2 separate regions of the Homo sapiens genome follow, and region 2 is linked to region 1. Evidence: read pairs that join two places in POLR2A ChIA-PET (ENCODE). Cell type or tissue: GM12878. All regions are shown on one strand. Links, peaks and the distances in the headings refer to the core of each region. The heading gives the core; the rest is flanking DNA.

Region 1 (7,481 bases), core at 840-5,839:
TTTTTCATGAGGTTTCCAACATTATAAATAGGGGTGCTAAAATCACATCTTTACTACTTTCAAAACAATGGACCTAGAGACCAGACTTTTTCTTATGTATTCAAATATTTATTCAAAAATATGTATCAAGTGCAATCATGTATCTGGGGTTGTGCTGGGCAGAGGAGGTACACAATGAGCAAAACAGTCCCTGACCCTGTTGTCCCTTCCAGCCTAAGAGAGGAGACCAACTTTAACCAAATCAGTCTCCTAATGTGTGAATAACCCCAAACTGAACCAAGTGCTTGAAGGAGAGGAACGCAGTTCTGTGAGAGTGTATAACATAAAGGTCTGCCCCAGGGCTGGGCGCAGTGGCTCACGCCTGTAATCCCAGCACTTTGGGAGGCCAAGGTGGGTAGATCACTTGAGGTCAGGAGTTCGAGACAAGCCTGGCCAACATGGTGAAACCCTGTCTCTACTAAAAAATACAAATTTTCCAGGTGTGGTGGCGGGCGCCTGTAGTCCCAGATACTCGGGAGGCTGAGGCAGGAGAATTGCTTCAACCTGGGAGGCGGAGGTTGCAGTGAGCCGAGATTGTGCCACCGCACTCCAGACTGGGCAACAGAGCGAGACTCAAAAAAACATCTGCCCACACACACTCTCTCTCTGTCTCTCTCTCTCTGTCTCTCTCTCTCTCACTCTCTCTCTCTCTCTGTCTTCTCTGTGTGTGTGTGTGTGTGTAGTAAAGACTTCCCACAGGGGATGCTTGAGCAGAGATCTGAAGGTGGAGAAGGACCTGACTGAATGAGGTGGAAATGGAACATGATGGGTTCAAGAAACTTAGACCATGTAGCTATTCTTGCATATTTATTTTTTCATATGAACTTTAGTATCAACTTGTTTAGGTCCAGAATAAAAGCTTATTGGTATTCTTACTGAAAGTTGGTAAGTTTATAACATAACATAGGAAGGAGAATTGACATCTTCATGATATTGACTTGACCTATCTGTGAGAGCCACCATTTATGTAAGAGAACATAAACAGAGGTTCCAAGGATCAGGACATGGATATCTTTAGGGGCCATCATTCTTCTCCGCACAAGTACTATTTACAATAATACCAAAGAAGGCCAGGTGCAGCGGCTCACGCCTGTAATCCCAGCACTTTGGGAGGCCAAGGCAGCCGGATCACTTGCGGTCAGGAATTCAAGACCAGCCTGGGCAACATGGTGAAACTCTGTCTCTACTAAAAATACAAAAATTAGCCAGGCATAGTGGCAGGCGCCTGTAATCCCAGCTACTCAGGAGGCTGAGGCACGAGAATTGCTTAAACCCAGGAGGCAGAGGTTTCAGTGAGCTGAGGTCGTGCCACCGCACTCCAGCCTGGGCAACAGAGCAAGATTCAATCTAAAAATAAAATAAAATAAAATAAAACCAGAAAAATGAAATATTTAGGTGTACATTTCACAAATATGTCCTAGATCTATGTGCTGAAAACTACAAAACAATGATGAAGGAAATAAAAGAGAGCTAAATATATGGAGATTTAGAAATGTATGGAGAACTGTGTTCATGGATTGGAAGACTCAATATTGTGAAGATGTCAATACTCTAAAAATTTATCTATAGATTCAACACAATTCCAGTCCAAATCCCAGCAGGATTCTTTATAGATATCAGCATGGTGACTCTAAAATTTACATGGAGAGGCAAAGAAATTAGAATATTCAAAACATTTTTTAAAAATAAGAACAAAATTGGAAGATTCATGCTACTTAATTTTGAGACTTACTATAAAGCCACAGTACTCAAGACAGTGTGGTATTGATGCAAGGATGGATACGTAGGTCAATGTAATAGAATAGAGAGTGCAGAAATTTACCCATACTTTTTACAAAAATTCACTTAAAATTAATCATAGACCTGGCTGGGCCTGGTGGCTCATACCTGTAATCCCAGCACTTTGGGAGGCCAAGGCGAGTGGATTGCTTGAATCCAGGTGTTTGAGACCAGTCTGGGCAACATGGTGAAACTCTGTCTCTACAAAAAATAAAATTAAAAACAAAATTAGCCAGGCATGGTGGCACATGCCTGGGAGCTACTTGGGAGGCTGAGGTGGGAGGATGGCTTGAACCTGGGAGGCAGAGGTTGCAGTCAGCAGCGATCACACCACTGCACTCCAGCCTGGGTGACAGAGCGACACCCTGTTTAAAAAAAAAAAAATCAATCATAGACCTAAATATAAGATGTATAACTTTTAGAAGAAAACACAGAAGAAAGTCTTTGTTTTCTGGTGTTAGGCCAATAATTCTTAGATATGACACCAAAAGCACTATCCATAACAGAAAAATTTGATAAGTTGGACTTCATGAAAATTATGAGCTGTTGCTCTGCAAAAGATGCTAAGAGGATGAAAAAACAATATACTGGGAGAAACTATTTATAAATAACATATCTAACAAAGGACTTGTATCCAGAATATACAAAGAGCTCTCCAAACAATGAGGAAACAAACAATCCAATATAAAAATGGGCAATAAACCGTGGAAGCAAAGGACCAGTAGGTGAAGATAAAGGCATCAGAGCATTTAAGGAATCTGCAAAGCAGACACTGGCTCCAGCAGCAAGTGTAAGTGGCAGCAGGAGATGGCCAAGAGCACCCAGGGAAAAGGCGCAAGCCCTAGAAGACCTGGCTGGCTTCAAAGACCCAGCACCAGGTCATACTGAAGAATCAATGACTCATGACAAAACCACCAAAATACCCTGCAAATCACCACCAGAACTAGTAGACACTGCAACAAGCTCAAAGAAATGGCCCAGGGCTTGTGGCCAGAAAGTAGAAGTGAAAGAAGAGCTATTAGCAGTCGGCAAGCTCACACAAACATCAGGGGAGACCACGCACACCAATAAAGAACCAGAAGGTGAGGGCAAAGGCATGAAAGCATTTAAGCAACCTGCAAAGCAGAAGCTGGACCCAGAAAATGTAACTGGCAGCAGGAGATTGCCAAGAGTGCCCAAGGAAAAGGCCCAACCCCTAGAAGATCTGGCCAGCTTCCAAGAGCTCTCTCAAACACCAGGCCACACTGAGGAACTGGCAAATGGTGCTGATAGCTTTACAAGTGCTCCAAAGCAAGCACCTGACAGTGGAAAACCTCTAAAAATATCCAGAAGAGTTCTTCAGGCCCCTAAAGTAGAACCCGTGGGAGACCTGGTAGGCACCAGAGACTGTAAAATCACAAAGCAAAAGCAACACCTCCCTGCCCCCACTGCCCTTCAAGAGGGGATGTGGAAAAGATGGAAGTGTCACAGGAACCAAGAGGCCGCACTGCATGCCTGCACCAGAGGAAATCATAGAGGAGCTGCCAGCCAGCAAGAAGCAGAGAGGGTTGCTCCCAGGGTGAGAGGCAAATCACCCGAACCCTTGGTCATCATGAAGAGAAGTCTGAGGACTTCTGCAAAAAGAATTGAACCTGCAGAAGATCTGAACAGCAATAACATGAAAACCAACAAAGAGGAATACGAATTACAAGACTCAGTCCCTGAAAATAAGGGAATGTCCCTGCTCTCCAGACGCCAAAGTAAGACTGATGTAGAACAGCAAATAACTAAGGTCATTGTATTAGCAGAAAGAATTCAAATAAACTGAAATGAAAACAAGCCCATGAAGACCTCCCAAGACATGGACATTCAAAATCCAGATGATGGAGCCCAGAAACCCATACCTAGGGGCAAAGTCAGTGAAAACAAAAGGTGCTTGAGGTCTGTTAGACAGAATAAGAGCTCCCAGCCTAAAGTGGCAGAGGAGAGCAGAGGGCAGAAGAGTGCGGGGGTTCTCGTGCAGAATCAGGAAGGGAAAGGAGAAGCAGGAAATTCAGACTCCATGTGTTTGAGAGCAAGAAAGATGAAAAGCCAGTCTGCAGCAAGCACTTTGGAGAGTGAATATGCACAGAGTAACGTGGAATGTCAAGAGGCGTGCAGAAAATCCAAAGAAGGCTGAGGGCTGGGTGCGGTGGCTCACGCCTGTAATCCCAGCACTTTGGGAGGCTGAGGCGGGCGGATCACGAGGTCAGGAGATCGAGACCATCCTGGCTAACATGGTGAAACCGCGTCTGTACTAAAAATACAAAAAATTAGCCCGGCGTGGTGGCGGGCGCCTGTAATCCCAGCTACTTGGAAGGCTGAGGCAGGAGAATGGCGTGAACCCGGGAGGCGGAGCTTGCAGTGAGCCGAGATCGCGCCACTGCACTCCAGCCTGGGCAACAGAGCGAGACTCCATCTCAAAAAAAAAAAAAAAAAAAAAAAGAAGGCTGAGGACATTGTGTGCGTCAAGAAAATAAGAACCAGAAGTCACTGGGACAGTGAAGACATTTAACAAAGAAATCTAACTGGGAAAAATATAATAAAGCTAGTTTTGTGATAAACAAACAAACAAAAAGGGCAAAATATTTGAACAGCCATTTCACCAAAGAAGATATGCAGATGTCTATAAGGAAATGAACAAGCTGCTGAACATCAACAGTAAAATGCAAATTAAAGCCATAATGAAATACCACTGATGCACCTATTACAATGGCTTAAAAAAACTGACAATACCAATTGCTGGCCAGGCTGTAGAACAACTGGAACATTCATACATTGCTAGTGGGAATGCAAAAATGGTTCAGCCACTTTGGAAAAACAGTTTGGCAGGTTTTTAAAATAAAGTTAAAAATATATTTACCACATGTTCCACCAATTCCATGCCTACATATTTCCTTAAAAGAAATGAAAACTTATGTTCACACAAAATCCTATATGCAAATGTTGATAGCAGCTTCAGTCGTAATTGCTAAAAACTGGAAGCAACTGGTGAATGGAGAAACAAATTGTGATCAACCATACAATGGAACGCTACTCAGCAATAAAAAGGAACAGACTATTGATACACACAATGACACGTGTGGCTGAATCTCAAATACATTATTCTGTGAGAAAGAAGCCGGCTCAAAAGTCTACATTCTGTATTATTCCATTTATATGACATTCTGGAATATGCATAAGTATATTGACAGAGAACAGATTAGTCTTTCCAGGGATTAAGCACAGAGTAGAGGAATCAACCATAACAGGACAGCATTAGGTAGTTCTTTGGGGGGAATTAGAATTCTTCTGCATCGTGACTGTGGTAGTAGTTACATGGCTTGGTGAGTTTGTCAAAATTCGTAGAACTATACACCAAAAAGAATGAAATTTACTGAAAGATACATTTTAAAATAAAATAAAATAAACCCCAGGTATTCATGGCTCTACTTCCAATGCCCAAGCTGCCTTGAGCTTCTGAGCTCTAATGGATGAAAAGGTGGATGGATATAGGGTTTGCCTGCAAGCCTTGTCCAAGCCCTGTGATTTCACTCACATTATAGGTTGAGTTCTCTGGGAAGCAGACTCTGAGTTGGAGATTAGCACCCAGGATATCTTTTTGTTTTGTTTTTTTTTTGAGATGGAGTCTCGCTCTGTCACCCAGGCTAGAGTGCAATGGCACGATCTCTGTTCACTGAAACCTCCGCCTCCCAGGCTTGAGTGATTCTCCTGCCTCAGCCTCCCAAGTAGCTGGGATTATAGGCACCCACCACCACACCTGGCTAATTTTTGTATTTTTAGTAGAGATGAGGTTTCACCATGTTGGCTAGGCTGGTTTCAAACTCTGCACCCAGGAGATTTATTAGAGAGGGCCCTTGAGATCAACATCTATTGAAGGGAAGGGAAGGATGTAGGATTGGGCAGAGGGGCAAGTCAGGTGGCAGCACAAGCCCAACATTGTCTCTCTTGGTCTACCACATGGTGATCTTTGAAGATGAGGTGGTTATTCGGAGTTGTCGCTTGTTGAGGGGAGAGGGCTGGGCCCCCTGTTTTTCAGCTATTAGATGCAGGCTGACCCCTAGAAGGATGCAACTTTGGGTGAGGCAGCTCTTTTTAGCCAAGGCAATCACTGAAGTTGCTGACAGCTGAGGGTTTTCTGTGGGCACCGCTCCCAGCAGCTGGAGAATACTTCCTTTATTCCAGAAGGAGAATCTGGACAGCATCTACCACACTTCCTGACCTCTTCAAAAGAGGAGGTATTCCAATCTTTTTTACTACCTCCCAGAGGGCAGAAATGGTGATTTCCTGTTGAAATCCAGTGGCAGAACACTTACCAGGTCCTTTTGAGTTTTCTAATAAAAACATAAATCAATAAACAAACATATTTTCTGGGCAAAGAGTGGCTTCTCACAGGAATTTTTTCTAATTTTACACATTTTTCTTCCTTGTGATAATATGTATAATTTATTTTATGAGAAGTAAAACATAAATTGTAATAGAACTTAGTTTTAGTATTTTTTTTTTAAGAGATGGGTACTCATTCTGAAGCCCAGACTGGAGTGCAGTGGCGGCAATCATAGCTCACTGCAGCCCCCAATCTCTGGGGCTCAAGCGATCCTCCCACCTCAGCCTCCCAAGTAGCTGGGACCACAGGCATGTGCCAACACACCCGGCTAATTTTGTTTATTTTTGTAGAGATGCGGGTCTCACTATGTTGCCCAGGCTGGTCTTGAACTCCTGGGCTTAAGCAATCCTCCTGCCTTAGCTTCCCAAAGTGCTGGGATTACAGGTGTGCGCCACCGCCCCCAGCCACGTTTGCTAATTTCAACATTTTCTTAACAAAAAGGAAAATTAATTACATGGTGTAGGTCAGGCATCTTTTATAACACTCTTACTTCTTCACATTCTTAAAATGTTGACTTTCTAATGTGAAGACTGGACAGGCTTCCAAGCTCTGGTCAAAGTGGGGCAAGGATTACTCTAGAGAGATTGTTAGGATATCACTGTATACCACTCCATCTCCCATGAGTATACAAGTTGTGCTGTGAGAGGAGTTTCTCACCATCTTTTGTACTTAAACATCGCTTCATTTCTTGCTCCTCCTTAATCCTCTTCATAGCCTCTACCTAACCTAAAATATTGGGAATCCAAGGTTCCATGTTGGGCCCCCTCTTCTTGTACTCAACCACCTGAGATTTTCAATTCCCATGGCTTCTCCCAACAAGTTTACATTATTCACTCTTAAATATCATCTCCAGGCTGGGCATGGTGGCTCATGCCTGTAATCTCAGCACTTTGAGAGGCCGAGGCAGGTGGATCACCTGAGGTCACGAGTTCGAGACCAGCCTGGCCAACATGGTGAAACCCCGTTTCCACTAAAAATACAAAAATTAGCTGGGCGTGGTGGTGCCTGCCTGTAATCCCAGCTACTCGAGAGGCTGAAGCAGGAGAATCGCCTGAACCCAGGAGGCGGAGGTTGCAGTGAGCCAAGATCACGCCATTGCACTCTGGCCTGGGTGACAAGAGTGAAACTCTGTCCCTCCCCCACCCAAAGAAAAATCATCTCCAGATTTATCTCCTGAACTCCAGTTAGTCTCATGTTTTCAATTCTGTCTCAGCACCTCTACCTGATGTCCCCCCAACCCAGGTGCCCCACATTCATC
Region 2 (7,481 bases), core at 1,209-6,208, 800 kb before region 1:
TTCTTTTCTTTTTTGAGTTTCACTCTTGTTGCCCAGGCTGGAGTGCAATGGCACGATCTCGGCTCTCCACAACCTCCGCCTCCCGGGTTCAAGCGATTCTCCTGCCTCAGCCTCCCGAGTAGCTGGGATTATAGGCATGCTCCGCCACGCCCGGCTAATTTTGTATTTTTAGTAGAGACGGGATTTCTCCATGTTGGTCAGGCTGGTCTTGAACTCCCGACCTCAGGTGATCCGCCTGCCTCAGCCTCCCAAAGTGCTGGGGTTATAGGCGTGAGCCACCGTGCCCGGCCATGGGCAACTAATGTTTTTTTAGCAAATTATCAATAGAAAAATGCTTAGAGGCCTGGCGCGGTGGTTCATACCTCTAATCCCAGCACTTTGGGAGGCTGAGGTGGGCGGATCACTTGAGATCCAGAGTTCGAGACTAGCCTGGGCAACATGATGAAACTCGTCTCTACTAAAAATACAAAAATTAGCCAGGTGTGGTGGCACACGCCTGTAGTCCTAGCTACTCAAGAGGCTGAGGTGGGAGGATCGCATCAGCCCAGGAGTTAGAGGCTGCAGTGAGTTATGATTGCACCACTGCACTCCAGCCTGGGTGACAGAGTGAGACCACATTTCAATTTATTTTAAAAAAAGAAAAATGCTTAGAAAACAGCCAGGCGCGGCCAGGCGCGGCAGCTCATGCCTGTAATCCCAACACTTTGGGAAGAGGGTGCAGGAGGATCGCTTGAGGTCAGGAGTTCAGGACCAGCCTCAGCAAAATGGCAAAACCCTTCTCTACCAAAAATACAAAACTTAACGGGTGTGGTGGTGTGCATCTGTAGTCTCAGCTACTCAGGATGCTGAGGTGGGAAGATGGCTTGAACCCAGGAGGCAGTGGTTGCAAGTGAGCAGAGATCGCACCACAGCACTCCATCCTGGTCAACAGAGTGATACCCTGTCTAAAAAAGAAAGGAAAGGAGAGGAGAGGGGAGGGGAGGGGAGGAGGCCTGGCGCCATGGCTCACACCTGTAATCCCAATACTTTGGGAGGCCAAAGTGGGTGGATCACCTGAGGTCAGGAGTTCGAGACCAACCTGGCTAACATGGTGAAACTCCATCTCTTGTATTAGTAAAATACAAAAATTAGTCGGGCATAGTGGTGCGTGCCTGTAGTCCCAGTGACTCAGGAGTCTGAGACAGGAGAATAGCTTGAACCCGGGAGGTGGAGGTTGCAGTTAGCCGAGATCACATCACTGCACTCCAGCCTGGGTGAAAGAGCGAGACTCCATCTCAAACAAACAAAAAATGTTATTGATCTTGGCTGGGCGCGATAGTCCACGCCTGTAATCCCAGAATTTGGGGGAAGGCCGAGGTGGGCAGATCACTTGAGACCAGCCTGGGCAACATACCTTGTCTCTGCAAAAAATAAACAAAATTAGTTGCGCATGGTGACGCGCACCTGTAGTCCCAGCTACTCAGGAGGTGAGGAGGTGGGAGGATCTCTTGAGCCTGGGAGGTCCAGACTGCAGTGAGCCATGATCGCACCACTGCACTGCAGCCTAAGGGACAGAGCGAAACACTGTCTCAATCAGTCAAATGGTATTGATCTTGATTACTGAGTTTTTTTGGTACCCCCTTACATTTTACACTTAAGGCGAATGCCTCCCTCACCTTACCCTAGTCCTAGCCCTGCAGAGAAACCTTGTTATCTAAAATCATAGACTATCGGAAAATTTCCTGTTTGAAATAATATCAATAAGAATAAAACCTCCTACTCTTCCCTGGAGGATCTAAGTTACTTTGACACAGAGAAACAGCCTTGATTTCTGACCCAGGTGCAGAGCTTCAGATAATGGGTATCTGAAGCCAAAACTTCACATCTATGTTTAGTGTTTTTTTTTCTTTTCTTTTTTTTCTGAGATAGGGTCTCACTCTGTCACCCAGGCTGAAGTGCAGTGGCATGATCACAGCTCACTGCAGCCTCAACCTCCTAGGCTCAAGTGATCCTCCCACCTTAGCCTCCCAAGTAGCTGACAGACTACAGGCACACGCCACAACGCCCGGCTACCTTTGTTCATTTTTTGTAAAGACAAGATATTACTGTGTTGCCCAGGCTGGTCTTAAACTCTTGGGCTCAAGGGATTCACCCACCTCAAGTGCTAGGATTACAGGCCTGAGCCACTGCACGCAGCCTATCTTTTGTGGGTTTTTTTGAGACAGAGTCTCGCTCTGTTGCCCAGGCTGGAGTGCAGTGTGTGATCTCCACTCACTGTGACCTCCGCCTCCCGGGTTCATGCGATTCTCCTGCCTCAGCCTCCCGAGTAGCTGGGATTACAGGCATGTGCCACCACACTCAGCTAATTTTTGTATTTTTAGTAGAGACAGGGTTTCATCAAGTTGGCCAGGCTGGTCTCCAACTGCTAACCTCAGGTGATCCAACTGCCTCAGCCTCCCAAAGTGCTGAGATTACAGGCGTGAGCCACTGCGCCCAGCTTCTTTTGTGTTTCTAAAGAAAAAGGACCCTAGGTCTGCTTCACAGTCTGAACCTAATGTTAATCCTTTTCCATACCAACCTCCTTTGCTTTGGGCTTGTCAAAACACTGCTTCATTTAAACTTTACCTAAACTCCACTCCTATATCCTATACTAATCCCATTTCTTCCTTTGTTCATTGACACTAAGGTGATCAACCAACTCTGTTTGCCCAGGAATAGGGTTTACTGGGACAAGGGCATTCAGTACTAAAAGCAGGAAAGTCCTGGGCAAACTGGAACAAGTTAAGTTACCTTAGGTGAGACATCCCCACAGTTCCTGTGGGGCGTGGTCTTCCTTGCCGCAGCAGGTTAATAAACCCATCTCTTTTGCGACTATGGATGTGACCTTGGTAGTCTTTATCAAGGTCATTAATGTTGGAAGAGTTCACAGAGGTGAAGTTTGAGATCAGTCCTAGTATGTATTGACGGTGGAAAAATGAATAGGCCTGATTCAGGCTTCAGGTCAGCGGGGTATTGCTGGGGGAATAGTTAAAGGCTGAATGCTAAGCTGCAGAAAGGCAGTGATGGTGGAAGAGTTATCAGAGCACTAGATTGAGGTCAGACTAAATACTGCTGGGAAGCCGGGCGTGGTGGCTCACGCCTGTAATCCCAGCACTTTGGGAGGCCGAAGCGGGCAGCCTGGCCAACATGGTGAAACCTTGTCTCTACCAAAAAAACAAAAATTAGCTGGGTGTGGTGGCTCACGCCTGTAATCTCAGCTACTCGGGAAGCTGAGACAGGAGAATCGCTTGAACCCGGGAGGCAGAGGTTGCAGTGAGCCGAGATCGCGCCACTGCACACCAGCCTGGGCGATAGAGCGAGACTGTCTCACCAAAAAAAAAAAAGATGGGGTTTAAAGTTGGTCCAGAAGTGGTGAAAATGTTAACAGGGGCCCAGATTTTAGATTTTGACAAGGGAGTTATTGACGGTGGATTAGATAACAAATGACCAAGTTCGAGGTCCAGCCAGATGAGCAGTGGTGGCAGCAGAGTTCATAGAAACCAGCAGTTTGAGATTTCTTGTCTAGACCAAATCTGGGGAGTTGTAGACAGATGGTGCAGCTGACCAGTGGCTGCATCGGGGAGGTGGGATCTGGTTCCTGGTGGCCAATGGGATGAAGTAGCAGCCTGTTCTAGGGAGAAGCCCCTGTTGCTATGTGCAGGGTGAAAGGGACCTGAGTTGCTATAAATAGTTAGCCAATGAATGCACGAGAAGATGGGCTTTAGTCTCTTCAGCCTATGGCAGTCATGGTAAACTGTTACTAGGTAGTAACTAACCCCGTTGCCATGTGAAGCGAGGCAGCCAAAGCCTAGCTTGAGAAGCTGTGGACAGAAGGCGCAGTTAGCTAATGGCTGAATATAAGAAACAGGCTCTGGTCTCCCAGGTCAATATGAGGCTGCCTGATCTGTAAATCAGCAGAAGTCCCCATTGTCCAGTGCAAGGAAGGGGCAGGACGGACATAGCCTGACGGGGAGGGTGCAGGTAAATAGCACAGCTGGAGGTATTTGAAGTGGGTGGGGGCACAGCCCGAGGTTGCTTTGGAGAGATGGTGCAGCTAGCCAATGGCTCTGTGTGGGAGGCAAGCTTTAGTCTCCATGGCCAATGAAATGCGAACATCCTTGTCACTAGGCGAAATAATTTTGCGGTTCAAATTACATCATTAAGAATGAAGCATCTTAATGCCTGAGAGACTAAATCACTTTGACACAGAACAGGAGCCTCAATTTCCAACCCAAGTGGAAGACAGGGAGGAGATGTAACATGAGAGGTTGCAGACAGATGACACAAAAAGGAAAAGAAATAAGTTAAATTAACTTTAATAACATACTTTGTTTGAACTACATTAACCAAACATTCTTATTTCAACAGGTAATAAATTTTTAAAATTACCTAGATATTTGGCATTCTTTTTGTGGTAATAACACTGTGAAATCAGATGTGTATTTTACACTGACAGCACATCTCAATTTTGAAAGCTAAATTTTCATCAGAAATACTTGATTTGTACTTAGATTTCACAAAATTTAGTTGAAAACATAGGTTAACATTCCTGGCGTGGTGGCACACGCCTGGAATCCCAGCACTTTGGAAGGCCGAGGTGGGTGGATCACCTGAGGTCAAGAGTTTGAGACCAGCCTGGCCAACATGGAGAAACCCCGTGTCTACTAAAAATACAAAAAATTAGCCGGGTGTGGTGGCATGTGCCTGGGAGGTTAAGGCAGGACAATCGCTTAAATCCGGGAGGTGGAGGTTGCGGTGAGCCAAGATCATGCCATTGTACTCTGGCCTGGCAACAAGAGCGAAACTCTCTCAAAAAACAAAAACAAAAATATTCACAAGTGGCCAGGCACAGTAGCTTATGCCTGTAATCCCAGTACTTTGGGAGGCCAAGGAGGGAGGATTGCTTAAGGCCAGCAGTTCCAGACTAGCCTGGGCAACACAGTGAGACCCTGTCTCTACAAAAACTAAACAAAATTAGCTAGTCATCGTGGTGCTCCCCTGTGGTTCCAGCTACTCAGGAGGCTGAGGAGGGGAGATGGCTTATGGCCAGAGGTTCCAGGCTGCAGTGAGCTATGATTGTGCCACCATACTCCAGCCTGGGCAACAAAGAAAGATCCTGTCTCTAGAAATAAATAAACAAACAACAACAAATTCACAAGTCATTCCAAATATACTTTAAAAGTTTTCCAATAATTTAATTATCTATTTTATTGTGTGTGTGTTAATTTTTTTTATTTTTTACTTTTGTGGGTACATAGTGGGTGTGTGAGTATCTAATTTAAATGTTAAATTAACTAAAATGAATAAATTTAGAAATTCAGTTCCTCAATCTGATTAGCCTCATAGTTTTTTGTTTTGTTTTGTTTTGTTTTGTTTTTTGTTGGAAACAAGGTGTTGCTCTGTCGCCCAGGCTGGAGGGCAGTGGTACAATCATAGCTCACTGCAGCCTCGATCTCCTGGGTTCAAACAATCCTTCTGCTTCAGCCTCCCAAAATGCTGAGATTACAGGCATGACCACTGTACCTGGCCTCATTAGCCTCAAGTGCTCAATAACCATGTGGCTATTTCGGCCTTATCTGATGGCACAATTCTAGACAACATGACTTTTTTTTGAGACAGGGTTTCATTCTGTCACCCAGGCTGGAGTGCAGTGGCATGACCACAGCTCACTGCAGCCTTGACCTCCCAGGCTCAGGTGATCCTCCCATCTCAGCCTCCTGAGTAGCTGCTACTACAGGTGCAAGTCACCACACCCCAGCTAATTTTTGTAGAGACAGAGTTTTGCCACGTTGCCCAGGCTTGTCTCAAACTCCTGGGCTCAAGTGATCCTCCCATATTGGCCTCCCAAAGTGCCAGGATTACAGGGGTGAGGCACCGCACCCAGCCTCAATAACATGCCATTGATGGTGATGGAGCTGAGTGATATTGTGGCATATATATTTGGTTTTGTCCCAGTTTCCGGACAAATGGCTCCAAAAACCCTTGGAATATCCAGAATGATAAGAGTGTCTTTTGCTTGTTAATGAGATGACTGGTGGCTGGGGGCCTCTAGATAGCTTCAGGTTGGGGGCTGAGCAACTAAATAGGGAGTTGGGACTTTGAGCCCCACCCCCAACCTCCTGGGAGGGGAGAGTGGCTGAAGATTGACTTGATCACCAATGGCCAATGGTTTAACCGATCATGTCTAGGTAATGAAGCCTCCATAAAAAACCAAAAGCATCAGCGGTGGCTCATGCCTGTAATCCAAACACTTTGTGAGGTCGAGGTGGGAGGATTGCTTGAGCCCAGGAATTCAAGACTAGCCTGGGGCCGGGCATGGTGGCTCACACCTATAATCCCAGCACTTTGGGAGGCTGAGGTAGATGGATTACTTAAGGTCAGGAGTCAAGACCAGCCAGGCCAACAGAGTGAAACTCCATCTCTACTAAAAATACAAAAATTATCCAGGTGAGGTGGCTCGTGCCTGTAGTTCCAGCTACTCAGGAGGCTGAGGCAGGAGGATCGCTTGAACCTGGGAGGTGGAGGCTGCAGTGAGCCGAGATAGCACCACTGCACTCCAGTCTGGGAAACAGAGAGAGACTCCATCAAAAAAAAAAAAAGAAGAAGAAGAAGCATAGGTCACAACCTGTGCTTGCCATTGGCATCTGAAGTTGGGGGAGGTTTTGTGATACTGAGCCCATGATACTGAGACCATCACCTGATGGTCACCTGACATTGCTGGTCCTAGGTGTGGGAGGAAAGCCTTCTCCTGCCCTGCTCATGCCTAACTAGCTGCCTACTATAACTCTAGGGGATCTGACTTCCAGGTAGGTAATGTTGGAATGGAATTGAATTAGAGGACACTGAACTGGTGTTTGCTGGAGAATGTGCCAGAAATTTGCTGGGGGGCAGGGGGCACTGGGGAACCTCCACACATCTGGTATCAGAAGTGCTGAGTGAGAGTGGAGTGTAGGAAAAGGAGACCAGTCACAGTGGCTGACTCCTGTAATCCCAGCACTTTTGGAAGCTGAAACAGGAGGATCACTTGAGGCCAGGAGTTTGAGACCAGCCTGGGCAACGTAGTGAGACCCCCATCTGATATGGTTTGGATCTGTGTCCTCTCCCAAATCTCATGTTGAATTGTAATCCCCAAAGTAGGAGGTGGAGCCTGGTGGGAGTTGATTGGATCATAGGGGTGTTCCTTCATGAGCGGTTTAACATCATCCTCTTGGTGCTGTTCTCTCGATAGTGAGTGAGTGAGTTATCAAAAGATCTGGTTATTTAAAAGTATGTAGCACCTCCCCCTCTCTCTTCCTGTTGCAGCCATTTAAGTCGTGCCTGCTTCCTCTTCACCTTCTGTCATGATCGTAATTTTCCTGAGCCCTCCTCAGAAGCTGGGCAGATGCCAGCACCATGCTTCCTGTATAGCCTGTGGAACCATGAGCCAATTAAACCTCTTTTCTTTGCCCAGTCTCAGGTATTTC

The links. ChIA-PET counts read pairs that join two places held together with the same protein. Peaks named below come from ENCODE experiments on the same cell type or tissue, not always from the same donor. Only the 100,000 strongest peaks of a DNase experiment are listed, where the experiment ranks them.
Region 2: POLR2A ChIA-PET joins it to region 1 with 6 read pairs; 1 of 35 experiments calls an interaction of 5 or more read pairs at or near these places.

The regions. Positions count from the first base shown.
Region 1 is chrX:46,557,797-46,565,277 of GRCh38, reverse strand. It overlaps the pseudogene MKI67P1. Among named protein-coding and RNA genes, the nearest start is that of CHST7, 12 kb to the left of the region's middle. RefSeq lists an enhancer at 2,642-3,171. In GM12878, for the core only: no CTCF peak of the experiment used is centred there; a DNase peak (open chromatin) is centred at 2,797; H3K4me3 peaks cover 516 bases; H3K27ac peaks cover 593 bases.
Region 2 is chrX:47,358,430-47,365,910 of GRCh38, reverse strand. No RefSeq gene overlaps it. Among named protein-coding and RNA genes, the nearest start is that of ZNF157, 8.4 kb to the left of the region's middle. RefSeq lists an enhancer at 3,836-4,035. In GM12878, for the core only: a CTCF peak has its summit at 3,492; DNase peaks (open chromatin) are centred at 3,650 and 4,060; H3K4me3 peaks cover 303 bases; H3K27ac peaks cover 1,054 bases.